Linked DNA regions of Homo sapiens: region 2 is linked to region 1. A link is a loop called in an ENCODE intact Hi-C map of the cell type or tissue named here. Cell type or tissue: mammary epithelial cell. All regions are shown on one strand. Links, peaks and the distances in the headings refer to the core of each region. The heading gives the core; the rest is flanking DNA.

The links. Peaks named below come from ENCODE experiments on the same cell type or tissue, not always from the same donor. Only the 100,000 strongest peaks of a DNase experiment are listed, where the experiment ranks them.
Region 2: a loop joins it to region 1, with 6 times the contacts of the local background. A loop is called at or near these places in 4 of 110 quality-filtered maps.

What each region holds. Positions count from the first base shown.
Region 1 is chr17:2,847,887-2,860,210 of GRCh38, forward strand. All of the region lies in intron 2 of RAP1GAP2 (RAP1 GTPase activating protein 2), which reads left to right. Among named protein-coding and RNA genes, the nearest start is that of RAP1GAP2, 58 kb to the left of the region's middle. RefSeq lists enhancers at 1-448, 1,631-2,221, 8,246-8,768. In mammary epithelial cell, for the core only: no CTCF peak of the experiment used is centred there; a DNase peak (open chromatin) is centred at 5,535; H3K4me3 peaks cover 2,413 bases; H3K27ac peaks cover 2,059 bases; H3K27me3 peaks cover 120 bases.
Region 2 is chr17:2,948,843-2,961,166 of GRCh38, forward strand. RAP1GAP2 (RAP1 GTPase activating protein 2) reads left to right here. Exons shown (of 25, transcript NM_015085.5): 4 at 8,917-8,952. Among named protein-coding and RNA genes, the nearest start is that of RAP1GAP2-AS1, 11 kb to the right of the region's middle. RefSeq lists enhancers at 7,624-8,252, 8,253-8,882, 11,271-11,812. In mammary epithelial cell, for the core only: no CTCF peak of the experiment used is centred there; a DNase peak (open chromatin) is centred at 6,449; H3K27ac peaks cover 1,760 bases.

The sequences.
Region 1 (12,324 bases), core at 1,677-9,676:
TCACACACAGAAGGATCCTTTTGAATTTTTTCACTGTGGGAAAAATTACTGTAGTCATGCAGCTTAGCAAAAATTCAAAAATCCATAAATGAACTTCAAAAAAGGAAGTATTTTAAATAACTTCAGTAACCCAAGTGATATATGAAGAACTTCTTTATTCCTCCCTCTACCCACTCTCCATAATCCCTGAACAGGAAGTCGGCAGGGTTCTGATTGACATCACGTACTGCAGGCCCCACCTTCATGGCTCTGGGTACCAGAGCGCAGGGTGCCCGCCACTGAGTGGGATCTGTGGGTTTCCTCAGCGTGGTTTCCTTTCCTTGGAGCTTGGAAATGCCACACAAGTCACAGAGATCCGTTTCCAAAACCTGAGCCAGTTTAGATCCTCTGCTTAATATGACGTCTGTGGCCCCAGGAAAGTTGGGCTGAGCTGAGGTTTCCCAGGCTTGTCTTTGAGGCCTCCGAGTCCTGGCCTGCGTTTATCACGGAACGACCCTATTGTGGTGGGATGGACCTCTTGGGGGCTGGTCATGGGTTCTGTGAGGGGATTTTAGAAGCTGGGAGGAGAGTCAGTATGTTGGCAGAGAGTTTTCCTGCATCTCTCTCTTTTCCTTCTTTTTTTTTTTTTAATTAGTTATTTATTTATGAGATAGAGTCTTGCTCTGTTCCCCAGGCTGGAGTGCAGTGGCACGATCTCAGCTCACTACAACCTCCGCCTCTGGGCTCCAGCAATTCTCCTTCCTCAGCCTCCCGAGTAACTGGTATTCCAAGCGCCCGCCACCACGCCTGGATGATTTTCGTATTTTTAGTAGAGACGGGGTTTCACCATGTTGGCCAGGCTGGTCTCGAACTCCTGGCCTCAAGTGATTCGCCTGCCACGGCCTTCCAAAGTGTTGGGATTACAGGCGTGAGCCACCGCACCCGGCCCAGCTCTCACTTTTCAAAAATAGAAACTGCTTCCCGACCTCAGATGACTTCAATCTTTCCCTTCCCCCGACGCCTTCCTGCCTCCCTCTTCCCCCTCCTCTGTCTTCCTCCTAAGGGGGCATCCCAGAGACGCAACTGTGCTGTGGCCCAGCAGGGGGCGCTGATGTACCTGCCAAGAGTGGAGGTGTCTTAGCACAGGTGTGAGCGTTCAGCTGTGTGCGAGCGGGCTTCAGAGTGATATCCCAGAGCAGGTGTGTGTATGTGTGTACCCTCAAAGGCAGAAGAGAGCGGGGGTGCTGGACCGTCCTGTCCAAGGCTCTGTTTATAACCCTTGCGTTGTCCCAAAGGTTGTGTGGTCCATGGAATAGCTGGGACCCTGCCCGTGGAGGGGAGGGGCAAGGCGTTTGAAGACATCTGGTTTTCATCAAAGGCCCCACCCTCCTTGCTCCATGGCCCCCCTCGCCCCCACCCACCCCCAATCCCAGCCCAGAACGGTGGCAGTCATTCTGCCCAGCAGTGGGGCGCTGGGAGTTGGTGGCTGGGTGGGGCGACGAGGTGGCGTCTGCTGCAGGCTGGCTCTCTGACGAGGGGCACGGGGATTGGGGCTGATTCCCGCTTTCTCATGGATATGTCTCCTGGAGCCGGTTCCCAGGCACAGAAGGCCCTTTTCTTCAGGGCCAGGCATGCGTGTCTGTCTGCCTCAACCCACTGGCCCCTCAGGAACGGGCTGTGCAGCTGTCTGCGCTCTGTTCATGATTAACTTCGCTGTCTCCCGCCCCAGGCCTGATTCCCACCCAGGCCCCCTCAGCCTTTGGAGTTCCCCTGGACTGGAAGAGAGACCTGGGCTGGCAGCTGCCGGGCACTTTGTTCTCTGGGACTGTGAGCTTTGGAGGCTGGAACAGGCCATGGAGGTCCTGAGAGCTGGGACGCCGTGGGGCATAAGTTGGGTGAGGTGAGACCTGCAGGAAGACCCCTTCTCTGCCGTCAGAGACTTCTGCCGTCCTCATTTCCTGCGGTCTGCATGTATCCAGCTTTCTCAGCCCACCCCAAAGTGCCTCATGAATGTGGCCTTGGAGCAGAGTAATGTGAAAATTCTTCCCTGTCCGTTCTCTTTCGAACTGTGATTTCTTCAAGAACAGTGCCTTGGTTTGGCGCAGGTGTGTCACTAACACCTAACACTGCCTGCTTTTTTTTTTTTTTTTTTTGAGATGGAGTCTCGCTCTGTTGCCCAGGCTGGAGTGCAGTGGTGTGATCTCGGTTCACTGCAACCTCTGCCTCCCGGGTTCATGCCATTCCCCTGCCTCAGCCTCCCGAGTAGCTGGGATTACAGGCACCCGCCACCACGCCCGGCTAATTTTTTGTATTTTTAGTAGAGACGGGGTTTCACCATGTTAGCCAGGATGGTCTCGATCTCCTGACCTCATGATCCGCCCGCCTCGGCCTCCCAAAGTGCTGGGATTACAGGCGTGAGCCACTGCGCCTGGCCCGCCTGCTTTTTTAAGGAAGGTACTTCAAGCTTAGAGCCTTTGTCAGGCAACAGTATTGAGGCAGAACTTAATAAATTTATGTTTGTTTTCATGGTAGGAAGGGCAAGTGATAATGGATTTTCATTTAGGGTTGCAATAACGTTTTCTTTTAAAATTAAGTAAAGGCAGCCGGGCGCTGTGGCTCATGCCTGTAATCCCAGCACTTTGGGAGGCCAAGATGGGCGGATCACGAGGTCAGGAGATCGAGACCATCCTGGCTAACACGGTGAAACCCCGTCTCTACTAAAAATACAAAAAAAACTAGCCGGGCATGGTGGCGGGCGCCTGTAATCCCAGCTACTCGGGAGGCTGAGGCAGGGGAATGGCATGAACCCGGTTGGCGGAAGTTGCAGTGAGCCAAGATCTTGCCACTGCACTCCAGCCTGAGGGATGGAGCAAGACTCCACCTCAAAAAAAAAAAAAAAAAAAAATTAAGTAAAGGCCAGGCGCGATGGCTCACACCTGTAATCCCAGAACTTGGGAGGCCAAGGCAGGCGGATCACCTGAGGTCAGGAGTTCGAGATCAGCCTGGCCAACATGGCGAAACCCCGTCTCTACTAAAAATACAAAATTAGCCCGATGTGGTGGCGAATGCCGGTAGTCCCAGCTACTCAGGAGGCTGAGCCAGGAGAATCGCTTGAACCCAGGAGGTGGAGGTTGCAGTGAGCCAAGACCGTGCCATTGCACTCCAGCCTGGGCGACGAGCAAAACAACGTCTCAAGAAAAAAAAAAAAAAAAGTGAAAAAGTAAGTTGATGTAATTAAAGCAAAATTATAAACAGCAGAGCAGCATGACACTAAGACAAAGAATTATGAAGGAGGTGGCGTGTGGCCCAATTGTGGGAAGCTTTGGCTGGGCTAACTGCACACACTGGCTGGAAATGGTCTTCTTTTGAGGTTTGGAGTGTGTTAACCCTGTTTGTTTCGGGCAGGGATGGTCTTCCATTTTTCTTTCTTGCCCTGGTCTCTTGCATAAAGCTGGACATACTGTACATGTTTAATAAATGCTGGTGGAATGGGTAAGCCTAGCATTGATGGTTGTTCCAGTCTCTGCTATTGATGGGTTTTCTTGTGCTTTGGGGTCCCCTCTGTGGGGTGTGGGTGTGATGGGCTGTGGGGGCTGGAGTGGGAGTTAAGAGGGGAAATTGCTGTTTATGCACCAAAGGTGGCGAGCTTGTAGGGCAGGGGCAGAAGGATGGGACCTCTCACTGCCAGGAAAATTCTACCTCTTAGAGACTCAGGAGTCAGGGGCTGAGAGGTTACGATTTTTTGGGGGACAGCCTTGTGTTTGCAGTGACACTGGGCTTGTAGAAGGACTTAGAGGGCTGGGAACCCCAGAATAAGAGAATGAATAATGGAACCTGCATGGTGGATTTTGTGCCTTCATCATCCCAATTCCCTGTTGTAGTTGTTTGGAGAGGTGGGGTCTCACTATGTTGCCCAGGCTGGTCTAGAACTCCTGGTCTCAACTCAAGTGATCCACCTGCCTGCCTCGGCCTTCCAAAGTGCTGGGATTACAGGTGTGAGCCACCCTGTTACCCACTGTGCACTTGACCTGAACTAGCTCCCACACTCTCACCTGCTGGGAAGGAGGATCAGGCCTTCCGTTGAGGTGCAGCCTTCTGTGTGTGGGTAAAATACACCCAACGCTAGGATAGACCTAAGCCAGCGCCCTCATCACCTTCCCTGCCATCTAACTGAAGCGGTCCATCAGCTAACCTGTGGGTCCTCGGGTGCTGTGTGCTATAGCGCGGTGGGAGAGAGGGGAAGAGAAGCTCTGGGTTGCATGCTGCTGGGAGCTCTTCCCTTTTCTCTACCAAGGACACTCATTTTATTCTTTTTCCAGACCAATTCTTAAGTCACTACTGGCATAGTACTTGCAGCCTGCCTAACCGCCAATCTCAGGAGTGGGGCCCGGGTCATTCAAATCTCTAGCTATAAAAAGATGTCCATGGCTATCTATATCTCTGATCCCCCACAACCCCGGCAGGGAGGGGGTGGGGGTGGGGGTGGGGGGCACAAGGCCAGTGGTAACGGCTGCTTCATAAATAGACCAGGTGCATTTAAGAACCACCCTGGGGCTTCCTCCCCTCCACCCCAACTCCAGTGCCAGCAGGAAGCTGTGGGCATTGGAGAGGCAGGGCTGAAGCCTCAGGCCCTCGAATTCGTTTGCAGTCCCTCTCCCCTCTCCACCCAGCATGGTCCCCTCCCTGCCTGGATTTTCTGTGTTTGCTTGAACACCAGACTATTAAAAACAAAACAAAAAACAAAACAACAACAAAAAACAAGGCAAATTGCCTCAGGGGGAACCTCTTCGGCCCCAAAGATGGACTAATTGGCTTGTTCTAATTCCTTTCAGCCCCCTGCCCACTTCCTTTTCCCTAGAGGGGCAAAGCTGTGAGTGATGCTTCGGAGGGGTGAGGCGGGAGGGGGCTGGGAGGCTGGGCAGCACCTGGAAGTGGATGAGGGCGATTGTGAGCGAGGCCCCGCGCCGATGGTAGGGACCAGGCCACAGCCCTTTCCCCAGGAGCCGGCGCGACCTTCCGACCTTCCGACCTTCCGCCCTTCCTTTCCGAAGGAGATGAGGCTCGCGCGCGGCTGGCAGGGGCGGGAGGGACCACGCGACGAGTGCGCAGCGGCCAGGCCCGGGTGGGCGCGGGGAGGGCGGAGTGGGGGGCGCCCGGCCCGCCAGGAGGAAGCGGGGTCGCCGTGAAGTTGGTTATTGAACCCATGTGGAGTCAAACTCCCAGGGCCGGGAGAGCCAGTGTTCGCGGGGAGCCGACCCCAGCCCACTCTGCATCCCAGCTCGGCGATCCTTGCGCCGACTCTGCGGGGAGGCGGGGGCAGAATTCCGCCTCGTTCCTCCCATCCGCAAGCTCCCACCCGGGGACCCGGGCCCGGGAGCTGCGAGCCGGGGCGGGCGCCGGGCTCAGGTGCCCCCTGTAAGCGCTGGGCGGCCGGGAGGGGACGGGGACCGCGCGCGGGCAGTTTCGTTTGGACGGAGGAGGACGCGCGTTTCCTCTTGGTGCCTGTTTTCTCTCCCTCTGTTTTAAAAGCAGTGACAGCATCGGGGAAGTATCCGGGGCCGGGCCGGGGAGGGCGGCAGCCGCCTCTGCCTGGGGAGGGAGCTCGGGGCCGCCGGCGGGAGTGCGGGCGGGGACCAGAAGGAGCGGGCGAGGGGAGGCAGGGCCGGGGCCGGGGAGGGCGCCTGGGAGCCGGGCAGGGGGGTCCCGGGAGCGCTGTCCGCCTCCTCCTGCGCTTCGCCCGCTCCCTGTGCCCCGCGTCCTCCACCATCCGGGCGGCCGAGGCCGGGGCGCGGGAGGCGGGGCCGGGGCGGGTCCCGGCGCGGGCGGCGCGTCTGAGCGGGAGCCGGGAGCCGCCGGCCCGGGCCGCGCCCCGAGCGAGCCTCGGAAATGCCCGCGCCGGGGGAGCGGACGGCGGCTGCCCCGCGGGCCCCGAGGAGACGCTGAAGGTCGCCGGGAGGGAGGGGAGAGCGCGCGGTCACCTGACCCCCGGGGCGCACCTAGGCGGGGCGGGGCCCATGCGAGGCGGAGGCCGGGGGCCGGGGCGCGGGCTCAGGGGCCGGGTGCGGAGCGCGCGGAGCCGGGGCTGCGGGGACGCGGGCGGGCGAGGTCGGGCACCGCGGGCGGCCTCGCCATGTCCCAGCCCGCGGGGAGGAGGCATTGCCGAAAGGCGGGGATCCGCGCCGCCGTGGTGCTCATCGGACTCCTGCACAAATCCCGGAGGCAGAATAAAGAGAAAAGGTAAACCCCTGCAGCGCCGGCCGCTTCCCTCCGCTCTCCTGCTGCATGCCAGTTTTCTTTGGGGTGGACTTTTCCGATGGGTGTTTGGTTCCGTGTTGGTTAGAAAAAAGCCTCCTCTCCAGGTACCGTCGTGCGAACCGAGTTCGGAGCTTCGCCCCGGACCCTGGCTGGTGCGAGGAGCCTGGGCAGGACCTTGGCGGAATCGGAGGGCCGCTGGGAGGGCGCATCGGGGTGGATCCCTGACGGAGGGACCCCAAGTCCGTCGCCCCCAGACCCTTTGCAGACCGCGACCCCGTTCCCCAAGCCTGCAGCCGCGGATGCCATTGATCCAGCCCAGGCGGCTCCATGCGCCGGTGTTGCCATTTGCTTCCTGCAACTTGGCTGAGCCCTCGAGGTGCCTGCCTGGCCGAGATCCGCTTGCTCTGCGCTCGGTGCCGGCAGGCGAGGAGCAAGTTTGGAGGTTGTTCGCTCCCCACCCACCCTCTCGCCCCACCGCCATAGGGTGACTTTGCCTCTTCGCCTTTCTGGCGTTTGTTCTTTCGTTTGCTCCTGGATATTGAAAATAGTTTTCTTTAGCTATTTCAGAGACATTTTGGACGACCTGTGTGGTGGGAGGTGTGGGGTTTGGAGTAGGCAAAGGAGGTTCTGAGGAAGCTTTCTAGGCTGCAACCGCAGCTGCAGGTCTGACATCCACCAGACCCCAAGGAGCTACCAGGCAGGTCGTTGGCACAAAGCCTCCCTGTTCTGCTAGGGTGCATGGCAGAGCCTCCAGCAATGGGGGGAGGGGAGTGCGGAAGCTGACTGCCCACAGAGATGTTGCCGGGATCAGGATTTGGGGTAGCTTCCAGTGACCCTGCTGGATCCTAGTTTCCAGAGGAGTTTTGGAATGGTTAATACCGCACCCTATAAGACACGGGCAGTGGAACCAGAGACACCTGGGGGTGACCAGCAGCCCCTGGATATGCCCACAGGTATGAACGTACCTGGGGTGGTGGTAGGCAGGGAATACGGGGGACTTTGAGAAGCTGGCATGGATTGCCCTTGTGGTGGGTTGTCCCCCATTCCTCTCGTCCCCCCTTCCTATAATGTGTGTAACAAGATGTTGCCCGCTGCACAGAATGAATTTCCCGTGAAAATGACATAAGGTGGTTCAGCATGAAATAACATTGAGTCACCTAGTGAGAAAGTTCTTCCCTTTTCAGTTCTCTGCGAATCCTTGTGATTTCTTTGAGGGGAAGTTTCAGGTGGATGCTAGTCTGCCTTTAACACATTTTAAACACTTGCTAATCTTCCTTTTGTAATTAAGAGAGAGCAGACCTCCGGCTCCCGGTCCTCTGAGTGGGGAACAGTTGCCTGGCTAGAACTTAGGTTGTTTTTGTTTTTGTTTCATTTATTTTTAGGATTCTCTCCTGGTTAATGGCCAGTGGTACTGATGTTTTTCCATTTGTGGTAGTGATATAAAACATCTCTTTAAACATATGAAGTCACAAGAATTAATCTATTTTATTTATTTATTTATTTATTTTTGAGGAGGAGTCTCACTCTGTTAGCCCAAGCTGGAGTACAGTGGCGCCATCTCGGCCCACTGCAACCTCCACCTCCTGGGCTCAAACAATTCTCGGGCCTCAGCCTCCGGAGTAGCTGGGACTACAAGTACCCACCACCACGCCCAGCTAATTTTTTGTATTTTAGTAGAGACGGGGGTTTCACCATGTTGCCCAGGGTGGTCTCAAACTCCTGAGCTCAGGCGATCCACCTGCCTCGGCCTCTCAAAGTGCTGGGATTACAGGCATGAGCCACCGTGCCCGGCTGAAGTGAATCTATTTAATAGAAATAGTAGTAATAATAATACAAGTGTTAACAAATATAGTGGAAATCCTGCAAGTGGTCTAGGAATGGCTGATGCCAGCGACATGTGTGTCTAGCAGAAGAAGCTGCCATGGGAACTCTGGAGTGCAATGTTCCAGGGCCTGAGTCCATCTTCCCCTGGACTTGGATTCCCTTCTGTTTTCTGCCCTTCAGCATTTTATCTGTAGAGTGGTGGTGAACAGGTCAACTCTGAGACAGCCTGGGCCTGCTTTGAGGGCTGGAATGGAAAATGGGCTTGATAGAAAGGCAGATGCGTGGGACCAATTCCTGATTCTGAGTATAGAATGGGTGGTGGTTGGGGGGTGGAGAGGAAAAGCCCCCTGCACAGAGAGCGAGAAGTTCTCTTCCTGGCTCATCTGTTGACTGTGGTGTGATGGTAGATTTCATCTCTGGGAACCTCGGTTTCTGCCTCACCACAAAGGGCTGTGAGGCTCAAGTCAGATCATGTGAGTGGAGACAGGACAGAAAGGTACAAAGTGCTGCATAAAGGTAACGGGGGTTTGATCGGAACTGTTCCCCCTCTTCTCTCCCTGAGCCTGTGCTCCTGGTGACCAAGGTCAGATGTCCGGTGGTGACAGCCCCACCAGTAGCAGTCAAGACCAGCCATGCATGGGCCAAGGGGGCAGCCAGGTGGGTTTGAGCCTGGGCAGAACTAGTCTGTGGGTGGTGGGGGCAGGTGCAGTGAGGCCCAGGGAAGGACCCGGATAGGGACAGGGAGGGATTGGCTGGGACCCGGGTACCCCAGGCCCATGGAGTCCTTTATTTCTTCCTGAGTGCACTGTGCTCTTAAGAGCCTGCAATGCAGGCAGACATTGGTGGCCTTCCTAGCCCCTGGCTTCATCCCGTTCTTCTGTCGCTCCAACCATCCTGGTGGCTTTGGCCATGGACTTAACCTACCCAAGGAGAAAGAGTGATTGATTTCATCATGGTGCTAAGTGACCTTTGCTTCCCTCTCTGTATCTGGAGTTTCTTTGTCTCTTTAAGCGTCTGAAATGAGTGCAGCAAGCACTATTGACCCTTGCTCTGCAGGTGCTGGTGGCCACGGGAGGCCTGGAGCAGGCTGCAGCTGCCAGCCTCTCTTAAGCATCCCCCATACTCCATGCTGGGCGTTACATTTGATGAGCTCTTCCTTCCACCACCTCTCATCACAAGGTGGGGTCAGGCTCAGGCCCCTTCTTCTCCTCCCAGAAGGCTTGATCCATCCATCGATCTTCCCAGCACCTGTAATTGACAGGCTTGTGCAGATAACACTGTTGGCTCTTAGCCTTAAGGGTTGAAATGGTTGTGTGTGGCTTGCAGGGACCACCCAGTGGTCTTTTTCATCCTCCTGCTCTCTCCAGGCCACTTGGAAATATTGCGTATTAGGGGACAGGGAGGTGTGCCAGCCAGGGTAGTCATGAGACAGATGTCCCATATAGTCCCAGAACTAGGAGACTCCCAGCTAGTCTTGGTAGTTCCCAAGAACTGTGCTCCAGGCTCCAACTTCAATTTCCGTTTTCGAGAAATGGGCGTGGTGATCATCATGTTGGACTTGACCGTGCTCTACGGGAGCTGTGGGGCAGCCTGGAGGTTATGCCTTTTTCTGCCCATCTTTCAGGGTTTCTGGCACATGGGATCCTGTAAAAGCAGTGGCGTGTCTGAGAGGGGATTGGGTTTGAGTATGGCTCCCAGGAGACACCTGGATGAAGCCTTCCTCAGAGACTGCGGTTTGGAAACCACTTTGATTTTCAGAGCCTGCTTCTTATGGATGTGGGTAGTGGGGAGCTTGGCTCCCTGAGGGGGAAAACAGGCAGCTTTGCTGGGAAGGACGGAGGCCGAGGAACACGATCAAAATATGTACGTTCTTGGCCGGGCGCGGCAGCTCACGCCTGTAATCCCAGCACTTTGGGAGGCCGAGGTGGGTGGACCACCTGAGGTCAGGAGTTGAAAACCACCCTGGCCAACATGGCAAAAACCCATCTCTACTAAAAATGCAAAAAGTAGCTGGGTGTGGTGGCGTGCACCTGTAATCCCAGCTATTCAGGAGGCTGAGGCAGGACAACTGCTTGAACCCGGGAGGCTGAGGTTGCAGTGAGCTGAGATTGTGCCACTGCACTCTAGCCTGGGCAACACAGCGAGACTCTGTCTCAAAAAAAAGGTACGTTCTGAAAGATGTGGATAAAGTCACTGTGGCCTTGGGTGTGACTTTCTGAACTGGAGAGAGGTCATTTAGCATAAATGAAAACAAGTCCACTTCTTATGGTGGGTAGTTATTTTGAGACAGCTCCCATCATGGAGTTTATGAGGAGGAAGATATGGATTCTCTCATCATTTAGCAAATTCTGGCAGGCTGTCAGGGGAGAGCTCGAATCTGATGAATGTGATCCCTTTGTTGTGGAGTATCATACCTGGTGGGTTATTCCTGGGTAGAAAAAGCCTATCGCAATTCTTGTTTAAAAAAATTTTGTTGTGAAAATTCTCAAGCATACACAAAAGTAGAGAGAATAGGGTAACATAATACCTACTTTCAGCCATTATCAACTTACGGCCCCAATCTTGTTTCATTTATGTACCAATGCACTCCTCCACAAGATTATTTTTTTGAAGTAAATCTCAGGTACTAGATCATTTCATTCTTAAATATTTCAATTTGTATCTTAAAGATAAGAATTCTTGGCCAGGCACGGTGGCTCACGCCTGTAATCTCAGCACGTTGGGAGGCCAAGGTGGGAGGATCACCACTGGAGCCCAGGAGTTCGAGACCAGCCTGGGCAATATAGTGAGACTCATCTCTACAAAAAAAATAAAAAAACATAGCTGAGCATGGTGGCATGTGCCTTTGGTCCCAGCTACTCGGGAGGCTGAGGCATGAGAGTTGCTTGAACCCAGAGGCAGAGGTTGCAGAGAGCTGAGATAGAGCCATTGCACTCCAGCCTGGGCAACAGGAAAAAAAAAGTTAAGAATTCTTAAAAAAACCCCCGTAACACTACCGTTATTATACCCTCTAAATTAACAGTGATTTCTTAATACCATATTTAGTCAGTATTTGAATTTCCCCAGTTGTCTCGTAAAAGTTTTCAAAAGTTTTTTTGAGTCAGAATTCAAACAATACTATGTGATGGGTGATGTGTCTCTTAATCTGTATTTTCCTCCAACTCTTTTTTTTTTTTTTTTTTTTGAGACAGAGTCTTGCTCTGTCACCCAGGCTGGAGTGCAGTGGCACGATCTCGGCTCACTGCAACCTCTGCCTCCTGGTTTCAAGCCATTCTCGGGCCTCAACCTCTCAAGTAGCTGGGATTACAGGCGCCTGTCACTACGGCCGGCTAATTTTTGTATTTTTAGTAGAGATGGGGTTTTACCATGTTGGCCAGGCTGGTCTCGAACTCCTGGCCTTAAGTGATCCACCTACCTTGGCCTCCCAAAGTGCTGGAATTATAGGATACATGAGCCACCCTGCTTGGCCCTTTCAACTCTTTTAAAAAAATTTTAATTTAATTTTTTTGGAGATGTGGTCTCACTCTGCCACCCAGGGTGGAGTGCAGTGGTATGATCTTGGCTTACTGCAACTTCCGCCTCCTGGGCTCGAGTGATTCTCCCACCTCAGCCTCCCAAGTAGCTGGGACTACAGGTGTCCGTCACAACACCCAGCTAATTTTTGTACTTTTTGTAGAGATGGGGTTTCGTCATGTTGCCCAGGCTGGTCTCGAACTCCTGGACTCAAGTGATCTGCCCACCTCGGCCTTCCAATGTGTTGGGATTATAGGTGTGAGCCGCTGTGCATGGCCCACCCAACTCTTTTTTTCTTACAATTTATTTATTGAAGAAACTGGACTGTTTGTCTTGTGGAGTTTCCCACAGTCAGGATTTTGTGGATGGCATCTCCTGGTGTTATTTAACATGTTCTGCTGTCCCCTGTGTTACCTGTAAGTTGGTATTTAGTTCTAGAGGCACCATCAGATTTGTTTTTTGTTGTTGATTGTTTGTTTTTTTTTTTTGGCAAGATCGTGCCATTAGTAATTGTGTAGTTGTCTCTTTTTGCGACGTTAGTCATTGTTGATTGATTTGTTTCTAGGGTGTGAACCTGGTATCGGGAGATTACCTGTGTCCTGCCATTGCAGGCAGCCCCATGAGCTGGCTGGACATGAGGACTGTGCCTGGGGTTTGTCCAGAATTCTGGCCTTGCAGTCCCAGAGTCCCAGAGCTGGAAGGGGCATGAGACAGGAGCCGATCCACTCCCTGGTCCCAGAACAGATGGCTGCT
Region 2 (12,324 bases), core at 3,253-11,252, 100 kb after region 1:
TGGACTCACACGAGTGCCATCTTTTCCCGTCGCTTCTTCTGCTTTGCCGCCTGGGCAGTGGGCTGGCACCCGAACCGGCAAGTAGGGGCATTGGGAAAGATCCCTCAAGATTTCCCAAGCCTAAATTACTCCTTGTGGTTCTTGTTCACGTCTGCCCCTGCTACCTGGGACCTCCTCCAGCATCCTCCTCCCCAAAGACTTCTCTGCCTTTCTGAAGGAAGACCAGGCTGTTTCTGTATCGGGAGGTGGTGGGGACAGGGGTGGAACTTGGGGCCCAGACGGAGTTCCTCAGCTGAGTGCTGGCTCTGCGTGGTTATCTATTGACTGGCTGTGAACGCAGAGTCCACGGGGAAATGCTGGCCGCCCCTCTGATTTGGGTGGCAAGAGCTGCTGCTGCTAATACATTAGACAGCTGCATGGACGCTGCTATTGATGAGGAGACCCAATTACATGCCTCTGTGAAAATCCAGCGGCTGGCTTCCTGGTGGATGGAGACCCCTTCCGGAGGCTGTCCCGGGCAGGACGTTAGTCTCTGGGGCAATGCCAGTGAGTCAGTGAGCATTAACTGAGCACCTGCTGTGTGCCCTGAGCATTAACCGAGTGCCTGCTCTATGCCCTGAGCATTAACTGAGTGCCTGTTGTGTGCCCTGAGCATTAACTGAGTGCCTGCTGTATGCCCTGAGCATTAACTGAGTGCCTGCTGTATGCCCTGAGCATTAACTGAGTGCCTGCTGTGTGCCCTGAGCATTAACTCAGTGCCTGCTGTATGCCCTGAGCATTAACTCAGTGCCTGCTGTGTGCCCTGAGCATTAACTGAGTGCCTTCTGTGTGCCCTGAGCGTTAACTGAGTGCCTGCTATGTGCCCTTGGCTGTATGCAGCCATCTCAGGGTGTGTGGATGAGGGTGTGTCCGAAAGGCTGAGCTGCTGTTCCCGGCTGGCCTGAGTCACGCTGCTTCTGGGTGGAAAAGGAGACTCACTCCCTGCCAACTGTCCCATTGGAAAGTGCAGCAAGTCGCTGAGAAGTGGGGCCGGCCCAGCCAAGGCCATGCTGCCACTGGCTGATTTCTGCTGCTGGGCACTGTCCATGCAGGGATCATCCACCCAGCACGTTGCTCATGGCTGAGGCTGAATCATAGCCCTTCTCACCAACTGTGCCAGCCCCAGGCCATGGGGCATCTTCATTCAGACCCATTTCTTTTCTTCTTCTTCTTCTTCTTCTTTTTTTTTTGAGATGGAGTCTTGCTCTGTTGCCCAGGCTGGAGTGCAGTGGCACAATCTTGCCTCACTGCAACCTCCACCTCCCAGGTTCAAGTGATTCTCCTGCCTCAGCCTCCCAAGTAGCTGAGATCACAGGCCTGTGCCACCATGCCTGGCTAAGTTTTGTATTTTTAATAGAGACAGTTTCACCATGTTGGCCAGGCTGGTCTCAAACTCCTGGCCTTAGGTGATCTGCCCACCTCGGCCTCCCAAAATGTTGGGATTACAGGTGTGAGCCAATGCGCCCAGCCAGACTCATTTCTAACAGTCTTCTAAAGACACTGTCTCTGGGAAGACCAATGAAATCGAGAAAAAGTATCTTGAAGCTGCTAGCCCACCTCCAACAGGACAAAGCATGCTTCCAGAGGGAGCTTTCCCATAGCTCCTTCTAGGAGCTGCTATTTACTGGGCATTCACTGCAGACCAGACCCTGGCTGGGCACTTCTTACGCCTGTTCTCACCTCATCTGCCTAAGAGCGCTGAAGTCAGGAACTATTTGCTTCAATTTTTTTTTTTTTTTTTTTTTTTGAGACAGAGTCTTGCTCTGTCACCCAGGCTGAAGGGCAATGGTGTGATCTCAGCTCACTGCAACCTCTGCCTCCAAGGCTCAAGCAATTCTCCTGCCTCAGCCTCCCAAATAGCTGGGATTACAGGTGCCCGCCACCATGCCCAGCTAATTTTTGTATTTTTAGTAGAGATGGGGTTTCATCATGTTGGCCAGGCTGGTCTTGAACTCCTGACCTCAAGTGATCCACCCACCTCAGCCTCCCTAAGTGCTGGGATTATAGGCGTGAGCCACCGCGCCCGGCCTGCTTCAATTTTCAGGTGAGGAACTTAAAAGAGGAATGAAGAGAGGTTAACATGCCTCATGCAACACAGCTGGGCAGTAGCAGGTTGCCCACTCCCCAGACCTGGGCTTCGACCACCGGGCTCTGCTGCCTCCTGTGTGTTTCTGCTGCACCTAAACCTAAATCACTCTGCATGACCTTGCAGCCGAAGCCTGAGTTCTGGGGTTCAGCATCTCTCAGGCCCAGGCCCCAGCTTTGCTCTCCCATCTGATCTTCAGGATGTCTGACCCAGAGGCCTCCAGCCAGCCGGGCTGATCCACTAACGCTTCACTGACTGTGTGCCGAGCTGCTTCTCTTTTCTGTCTTTGCCCATTCAGTTCCTGCTGCCCGAGTGCCACAGTCTCCTCACCCCTCTCTATCCAGTGATTTCTCTTGATCCTTTAAGGTCTGTCTGGGATCTTGTGTCTTGCAAAAAGCCTTCGTTGACATTTTGGTTTTAAGATGTGTCCATGAATTCTTTGATGCTTCTCTCTTCAAGAGGTCGAACTTGTTGTGTGCGGTGGCTCACACCTGTAATCCCAGCACTTTGGGAGGCTGAGGCGGGAGGATCGCTTGAGCTCAGGAGTTCAAAACCAGCCTGGGCAACATGATGAAACCCTGTTTCTACTAAAAATACAAAAATTGGCTGGGTGTGGTGGCAGTGCTTGTAGTCCCTGCTACTTGGGAGGCTGGGGTGGGAGGATCGCTTGAGGCCAGGAGATCGAGACTGCAGTGAGCTGTGATCATGCCACTGCACTTCAGCCTGGGTGACAGAATGAGACCCTGTCTCAAAAACAAACGAAAATAAAAAGACGTGAAACCTAGGCTGGGCGCAGTGGCTCACGCCTGTAATCCCAGCACTTGGGGAGGCCGAGGCAGGCGGATCATTTGAGGTCAGGAGTTCAAGACCAGCCTGGCCAACATGGTAAAACCCTGTCTCTACTAAAAATACAAAGATTAACTGGGTTTGGTGGTGGGCGCCTGTAGTCCCAGGTACTTGGGAGGCTGAGGCAGGAGAATCGCTTGAACCCAGGAGGCGGAGGTTGCAGTGAGCCAAGATTGCGCCACTGCACTCCAGCCTGGGCGATAGAGTGAGACTGTGTCTCAGAAAAAATAAAATAAAATAAAATAAATACTGAAAAGCACAAAGGGAAAAATCATCTGTACCTTCAGCCTCATTTTGTTGTGTATCCTTTGGGATATTTTTCTCCGTGGGGGTGATGCATGCCCTCAGATGCAGTCCTGTGTCTCTCTATACAAACACATTCTTTATGTTTCATGGAAACAATGGGATCATCTTGTTCAAAACTCTATTTTTCTCACTTAGCAATGCACTGTGAATCTTTGCAGTAGCATCATGAGCACAGACCTCCTCTTGTCGTTTATTGTATGAGTGTACCCCTGTGCCTTATTTACTTTTCCTTTCACGGTTGGGTACTTCCCCCATTGCTTAGACTTTTTGGCCCTTAAACAGTGCTGGGACAAACATCCTTGTACATGTGTTCTTGTGGCATGGCCCGGATATTGTTCTAGGGTAAATTCCTTAGAGTGGGTTTCCTGGACCAAAGGACGTGGATATTTTAAACGGTTTGGATACATGGTGCCTTTCGGAAAGCTGTATCAGGTGTGCACTCAGCAGAGTTCCTGCAGCCCGGGGCCTGCAGACTGGACACAGTGGCTGTACTGTTTCTCATTCCTGCCAGCTATATGTTCCTGCCACATATCCTTGCCAACACTGGTTGATCTGATAGTGAAAGATGTTATCTTACTGTGATCTTAATTTCTTTCATAACTAGAGAGGTTGGGTTTGTTTCCATGTGTTCATTGGTTATTTTATGTGTGTCCTTTAATCATTTGTTCATGTCCTTTGCACATTTTTCTGTTTTTTTTTTCTTTTGAGACAGTCTCACTTTGTCGCTCAGGCTGGAGTGCAGTGGTGGGATCTCAGCTCACTGCAGCCTCCACCTCTTGGGTTCAAGTGATTCTCATGCCTCAGCCTTCCGAGTAGCTGGGATTACAGGTGTGCGCCACCACACCCAGCTAATTTTTGTTATTTTTAGTAGAGACAGGGTTTCACTATGTTGGCCAGGCTGGTCTCGAACTCCTGGGCTCATGTGGTCTGCCCGCCTCAGCCTCCTAAAGTGCTGGGATTACAGGTGTGAGCCACCACTGCACCAGACCCCTCATTTATTGATATAATGGCTTTTGGATAGTTTGAGGTATGGTCTTCCAGATCATTTTCTATGAATTTATATGCATACATTATATACAGTATCTTTTTTTTTTTAAGAGATGGAGCCTCACTGTGTCACCCAGGGTAGGGTACAGTGTCATGATCATAGCTCACTGCAGCCTTGAACTCCTGGGCTCTAGCAACCCTCCTTGCCTCAGCCTCCTGTGTAGCTAGGATTACAGGTGTGAACCACCGTGTCTGGCTGTTTTTATAAAATTGAGATTATATTCAATGTATTGTCTCTGATTTCCTCCACCCCTCAACTTAATATATCTTGGAGAGTGTCATATGTAAGCAACATGAATCTGTTGCTGTCTTTTTGAATGATTGTATAGTTTTTTTGAACAGCTTTATTGAGATATAATTTACGTATCATAAAGTCACCCATTTAAAGTGTACAATTTGGCCGGGTACGATGGCTCACGCTTGTCATCCCAGCACTTCGGGAGGCCAAGGTGGGCAGATCACCTGAGGTCAGGAGTTCAAGACCAGCCTGGCCAACATGGTGAAACCCTGTCTCTACCAAAAATACAAAAATTAGCTGGGCATGGGGGCGCATGCCTGTAATCCCAGCTACTCCGGAGGCTGAGGCAGGAGAATCGCTTGAACCCAGGAGGTGGAAGTTGCAGTGAGCTGACATCGCGCCATTGCACTCCAGCCTGGGTGAAAAGAGCGAAACTCCATTTCAAAAAATAAAAAATAAAATAAAGTGTACAATTCAGTGGTTTTTGGTGGTATTCACGGAGCTGTGTAACCACCATCATAATCAGTTTTAGAACCTTTTTATTGCTTTGAAACGAAATCCGTACCTTTTAGCTATCACCTTCCAATCCCCCATCCCCCTCAGCTTAAGCAAGCGCTCATCTTCTTTCTGTCTCTATGAGGTTGCATACTCTGGACATTTGATTAAAATGGAATTATGGTCCTTTATCTCTGACTTTTGTCTTTTTTAAATTTTTTTTGAGATGGAGTCTCACTTTGTCATCCAGGCTGGAGTGCAGTAGCGCGATCTTGGCTCACTGCAGGCTCCGCCTCCCGGGTTCACGCCATTCTCCTGCCTCAGCCTCCTGAGTAGCTGGGATTACAGGCGCCCGCCACCATGCCCAGCTAATTTTTTGTATTTTTAGTAGAGACGGGGTTTCACCGTGTTAGCCAGGATGGTCTCGATCTCCTGACCTCGTGATCCGCCCGCCTCGGCCTCCCAAAGTGCTGGGATTACAGGCTTGAGCCACCACGCCTGGCCTTATGTAAGAGTTTTTGTGTGGACGTGTATTTTCCATTCTCTTGTGTAGGTGTCTAGGAGTGGCACTGCTGGGTCATGCGGGTACAGAGGCAGGTTCTTAACTGCTTTTCTATACCTCCTCCTGTAGTGAGGGAATTTGTCATCCATTTGGTTCACATATCAGTACTTATTTATTTATTTATTTATTTATTTATTTTACTTATTTACTGAGAGGCAGTCTTGCTCTGTTGCCCAGGCTGGAGTGCAATGGTGCGATCTCTGCTCACTGCAACCTCTGCCTCCCAGGTTCAAGCGATTCTCCTGCCTCAGCCTCCCAAGTAGCTCAGATTACAGGTACCCGCCGCCAAGCCCAGCTAATTTTTGTATTTTTAGTAGAGACGGGGTTTCACCATGTTGGCTAGGCTGGTCTTGAACTCCTGACCTCGTGATCCGCCTGCCTCAGCCTCTCAGAGTGCTGGGATTACAGGTGTGAGCCACCGTACCCGGCCCTATCTCTACCTTTTTTCATTTGGTGTAATGCACTCAAGGGTCAGCAGTGTTGTGGCAGGTATCAGTATATGTTATTTTTATTGGCTGAATATTATTCCATCGTATGGATACAGCACATTTTGTTTATTCGTCAGTTGATGGACATTTGGGTTGTACCCACCGTTTGGCAAGAGTGAATACTGCAGTAGTGAATGTTTGTGTACAAGTATTTGCTTGAGTACCTGCTTTCAATTCTTTTGTGTATATTCCTGGGGGTCGAATTGCTGAGTTGTGTGGTCATAATTCCGTGTTGAACATTTCCGGGAATTGCCAAATGATTTTCCACAATGGCTGTACTGTTTGACATTCCTACCAGCAATAGATGAGGGATCTGATTTCTCCACAGCCTTGCTCACGCCTGTGATAGTCTGTGTTTTGATCGTGGCTATGTTAGTGGTATGAGTGGTGTCTCATTGTGGTTTTGATTTGCATTTCCTGATGACTAATGGCTTGAGTGTCTTTTCATGTACTTATTGTTCCTTTGTATGTCTTCTTTGGGTATATGTGTATTTAGATCCTTTGCCCGTTTTTAAATTGAGCTGTCTTTTTCTGACTGAGTTGTAAGAGTTTGTTTTTGTAGAGACACGTCCTTTATCAGATATACAATTTGCAAATATTTCCTAGCATTCTGCGGGCTTTCTTTTGACTTTCTTGAGAGTAAGTATGAGGAATTCGTATTAACTTTTCTTTAAACGTTTGGTAGAATTTACAAATGAAGCCACCTGGGTCTGGGCTTTCCTTCGTGCGTCGTTTTTTTGATCATTAATTTGATCTTTTTATTTGTTATATGTCTTTAGATTTTCTATTTCTTACTGAGTCAGTTGTGATAGGTTATGTTTTTCAGGGAATTTGTTCATTTTATCGAAGTTATCTAATTTATTGACCTATAGTTTATAGTACTTGTATTTTATTCTGTGAGTGTAGCTTCTTTTAACCAATTTTCTGCAGACTTTTAAGTTGTTTTTATTTTTTTACTGTTAGAAACGATGCTGCAGTGAACATTTGAGCCTGTCTGTCTTTGTGCACATTGCAAGTGTGTTAGAGGATGGATTGTTAGACGTGGAATCGCGTGTCAGAGGTCCGTGTATTTAACATGTTGATTGCTTCTGTTGCATTATCCTCCTCCTGTTCATCTTTCTATCCGTATTGATTGGTATAAGCTCTTTACGTCTGCTAATCCTGGTCTCCTAAGCCTGGAGATGGTAAGAATGCCCCGCGTGGGTGGTGCATGTGCACCTGAGCAAGTTGGAAGAGGAGGTTTGGCATCTGGATGTTTGGCGGCTCACTTCTGGTCAAGGGAGTTGGGCGCGGGTGCCCTAAGCCCACCCCTGTACATTCACACGTGGGGTTTCTAGATGCCAGATCCTGAACTGCTGGTAGGTCGGAGCTTTTTGCCTCTGACACGCTGGCTTTGGCCTGACAGAGGTTGTCTGGAGTCAACAGCAGGGCTGGGTCTCTCCAGGGACTTCACCAGGCTCCTTCCCAGGGCGGGTCTGGGAATTCTGGGAGCAGTGGGAGCTCCAGGCAGTTCTGGCCCATGGGTGCCTGCAGAGGTAGGAAGAGTGCTTGGAGGCCCCACCTCTGCCTGAAGAAGAACCGAGGACACTGTTCCTCATCCCTGCTTTCTTTTCTCTCGTCTTCACTGGGGACTGTCTGTTCTGGGCACTCATGACCTCCCGGCTTCGCGGTGCCCAGATGTGGGCAGTGACATTAGTCTGAGGAGGAGTAGCTGTTTTCAGGGGATAGGAAGTGGGGTGGCCTCTGTGTGTTTTGTTGGGGTAGAGTTGCCAGCCCCTCACGCTTCCATTCCGCTTCCCTTTTCTCCTTTTTGTTTTTCCTGGATACACAAGGGTGGCACCAAAGTAGGTCAAAGGTTTGGACAAGTGCAATTGGGATTTTAAAAATAACCCATCTAGGCTGGGCGTGGTAGCTCACGCCTGTAATCCCAGCACTTTGGGAGGCCAAGGCGGGAGGATCACAAGGTCAGGAGTTCGAGACCATCCTGGCCAACATAGTGAAACCCCGTCTCTACTAAAAATACAAAAAATTAGCCGGGCACGATGGCGGGCGCCTGTAGTTCCAGCTACTCGGGAGGCTGAGGCAGGAGAATGGCGTGAACCCGGGAGGCGGAGGTTGCAGTGAGCCGAGATTGCGCCACTGCACTCCAGCCTGGGTGACAGAGCGAGACTCTGTCTCAAAAAAAAAAAAAAAGAAAAAAAAAATCCCTCTAGGCCCCTGGAGGCCTCGGTTCAATGGTGTTCAGGCTTTGCTTCACCAGCTTTAGGGTGCCAGAGTGGTGCCTTGTGGGCAGGGGACCGGGCAGGCAGAGGCAGAGGTGGCATAGCGGGCCCTCCCCCTCCTTCCCTGGCTGCTGTGGCCACAGCGACCCTGCTTTCACCGGTTGGTTTTCTGTATCAGGGTGTGGAACGCCGCTTGTGTTGGACACCTTGGCCCCACTGTTGGGTTGAAAACATCCTAAATATGGCTCCTGCCGGAGGCTGAATGCCGAGGACGATAGGCGTTTGCAGAATTTGGCTCTTCCCAGGGGCCGGCAGGCCCCTTTCCTTGACAGAGGCTGAGTGTCTGCTCCCCCAGCACCATTCATTTGCCAGCCCAGGTGTGCCTTAGCCTCTCTCCTGTTGTATGGGGTGTTTGGCCCTCTAGCCCTGCAAAGGCAAAATCAAATTATCTTCTCTGTTGATCCAAATGAATTTTGTCCCTGGGGAAGCCCCAGGCTCAGCTTCCTGATAGTTGGTGAGGAAGAGGCTTTTGCTGTGGACCTCCCGGCTGATCCCTGTCTTTCTGTCCCCCTGCTTTTGTCTTTCAGTCGTCGGAGTTCTTTGAGATGCTGGAGAAAATGCAGGTGAGTACGTACCCCCACCGTGGCGGGGAAGAAGCCCAGCCCCAGATGTGGGTGGCATAGGGACCAGGCAGAACCCACGGGCAGAAGCCGGGTGCCCTGGACGGGGGTGCAGAGAAGAGACAATTGCATCCCCTTGGCCCAGACAACCTGAGGCCATTTTGCTGTTGAGGGGTACGGAGCACTTTGGGAAGACTCCTGCGGAGGGACAGGGAGGATAAAAGCAGAACTTCCCCAGCAGGGCAGCTGGGGAGGCCATAAGCCCTGTGGATGTGGAGGAGGGTTTGAAGGGTCCATTGTTCCTAGCACGAGCTGGAAAGAAGGCCTGAAAGAACTAGCTGCTTCTTGGAGGAGTCATCTTGCATAGGGAGGCAGAGGGGTGGGGTGGGAGGCTGGCTTGTGTTCAAGTCCTGCACCAGACACTTACTAGCACCAGTTCCTTTCCTGTGCTAAGCCTCCATAAATAAATAAGAATGAATGCACCCACTTACATGGTGGTTGGGGTGAAATGAGATAATCGGTGTAAATACTTGGTAGACACTACATAAAAGTTGGTGTGTGATGTGGGTTTGGGGGTTCTTCGTTGTTCCTCACCAGGGTCAGGGCTCCCAGGTAAGAGCTGCTGCCCTGGGGAGTATGTGCAGAGGCCCGGCAGGGTTCATTGACGTGGGCGGGAAGACTGGGAAGACAATGCTGATAATACACCTGTAGCTCAAGCACTTCACTGGGCTCAGAGATTGACAGGCGTCATTTCTTCCTGCTAAGGCCTTCAGAAGTAGGCATATTATTATTATTATTATCCCCATAGGACAGGTGAGAAAATCGAGGCACAGAACAATTAAAGGCAGCACTCAAAGGGTGCGTGGCTCATAAGTAGCTTCAGAGCCAGAGAGTCCAGCCATTATGTCATGATGCTTTTTACCATAAGTAGGTGCTCCAGGCTCAAGGGAGGAAGATTCTGCAATAATGGTCTGGAAGTCCTAGGAGGAGGGGCAAATACAGCACCCACGGCAGTCCTGAGATGTGGGCCAAGCAGCCAGGTGTCCCTGAGGGTGGGGAGGGAGGGGAGACGCTGTTTGAAGGGAAAGTATTGTTACTGCCGTGTCACCGAGAGCCAGTTATTAAAATTGTCCTCTGCGCCCAGCAGCGTGTAGATGACAGACTCATCTTCTACGCATTTAGGGAACTTATCATCAGCTTGCGGAAACCAGGCTGGCATGTGCCTCACAGTGAGGGGTGGGAGATGGTATATAATCAAGTGCTCCATTGCTTGGAGCAAAGCTGGGATTTTCGCCTCTAGTCAGTGGGATCCTGGCACTCTGGGAAGCTGGCAGGGGGTTTGCAGCCCACCCAGCCTTCTCTCCGGTTGCTCCTCAGATCCTCTCTTCCTTCTCCCCCAGCTGGAGTCCCCTTCCCACAACTTTGCCCCACACAGGGTCTCTCTGAGCACAGCATTCAGCCCCAGTTAACCAGCCTCAGAGTGTTGTGTTGTGTAGAGGCTGCAGGGCTTGTCTGTTCATGTAGATCGGGTGCTTTCTAGGGTAGGGGTCTTGTTTTATTCTCCCTCTGTCTGTGCAATGGCTGATCCCCCTGGGTAGCGTGCCTGTTCCCTTTCAGTTGAGACTGTTGAAGCCAAATTTCTGGGTGTTTAAGTCCCTACCATGTGCCCCCTGGGCCCAGCCTCAGAGGGTTCACTCTTAGTAAGAAGCTCACGTATGGGGCACTGCTGGCCATGGAGTGCCCGCGTGGGCCTTGAGCCTGGGCTCCATCTCTCTTCATCTTGCACGTGTGGAAACTGAAGCTCAGAGCAGTGAAGCGCCCGGGTCACTTAGCTAGTTGTGAAGAGCTGAAACTGGAATCCGGGATTCCCGATACCTAGCCCAAGAGTCTGGGAACTGGGAGAAGGCAGAAGCTTTGGATTCCTTCAGTCCTGGGTTCAGGTTCTAACCCTGACGCTTTCTAGCTGAGTATCTTCAGTCAAGTCGGTTTCCCCTTCTGAGCCTTAATTTCTTCACTGAGGGGAGAAGGGGAAATAAAGATAATACCCATTGTGGCCAGTTGCGGTGTCTCACACCTGTCATCCCAGCACTTGGGAGGTCGAGGCAGGTGGATCGCCTGAGGTCAGGAGTTCGAGACCAGCCTGGCCAACCTGGTGAAACCCTGTCTCTACTAAAAATAGAAAAATTAGCTGGGTGTGGTGGCACACGCCTGTAATCCCAGCTACTTGGGAGGCTGAGGCAGGGGAATCTCTTGAACCCGGGAGGTGGAGGCTGCAGTGAGCCGAGATTGCGCCACTGCATTCAGCCTGGATGGCAGAGCAAGACTCCATCTCAAAAAAAAAAAAAAAAAACAACAAAAAAAGACAATACCTCTAGCAAAATAGCACATGGAGGAGAGAGGGCCCCGTGCTGGGCAGTGGCTCTGCGGTAGGTTATTAGGGGAGGGAGTGGCGTGGGGAGGGGATGGGAGGAAGTTTGCTCTCCTGCCCTCGGGGCTGTTCCCAGACAGGGATGACTAATGCAGGCCAAACAAAACAGACTCCTGCCCTCACTGCCCCCACCCGCCATCTGCCCAGTTTGCCAGCTGGGACAGGGTCTGTAGGGCCACCCAGGTGGCTTTGTGTGTGTGTGAGGGGAGCGCCTGTTCAGTGGGAACGGCCCTCCCACGCCCTCCTGAACAATGCTGCAAGGCGACTCAGCCCAGGGAAGTCCGCAGAGGCTGCATGTCAATCCACCCAGTTAACAGGAGCCCTGCTGTCCACAGAGTGTGGGGTACGTCACGCGCTTGGTGAGCCGGTGACCCGGCTTCAAATCTAGGCCCTGCCACTCACTGGCTGTGTGACCTTAGGCAAGCAGCCTCCTTCTGGGGCCCCAGTGTCCTCGCTGGTGGAAAGTGCTGTGAGTTTCAAAGGAGGCCACAGAGAGAGCTAGCTTGGGAAGGTCAAAATCCCTGTGCATTAGTGTTGTGACCAGGCAGACGCTGCTTCTGGACTCCTTCTGCTTCAGAGGGGACCTGTTTCTTCTAGTTTGTGTACCGTCTCATACTGTCACCCGATTTTCTCAGATAGTCTTGGAAACACCACGTGTTCCCCTCCTGCACAACACGGTTAAGTCAGAACTCAGTGATAGAACTGCTGGACCAGGGCCAGGCGCAGTGGCTCACGCCTGTAATCCCAGCACTTTGGGAGGCTGAGGCGGGTGGATCACCTGAGGTTGGGAGTTCAAGACCAGCCTGGGCAACATGGTGAAACCCCATCTCTACTAAAAATGCAAAAAACTAGCTGGGCATGGTGGCACATGCCTGTAATCCCAGTTACTTGGGAGGCTGAGGCAGGAGAATCACTTGAACGCGGGAGGTGGAGGTTGCAGTGAACCG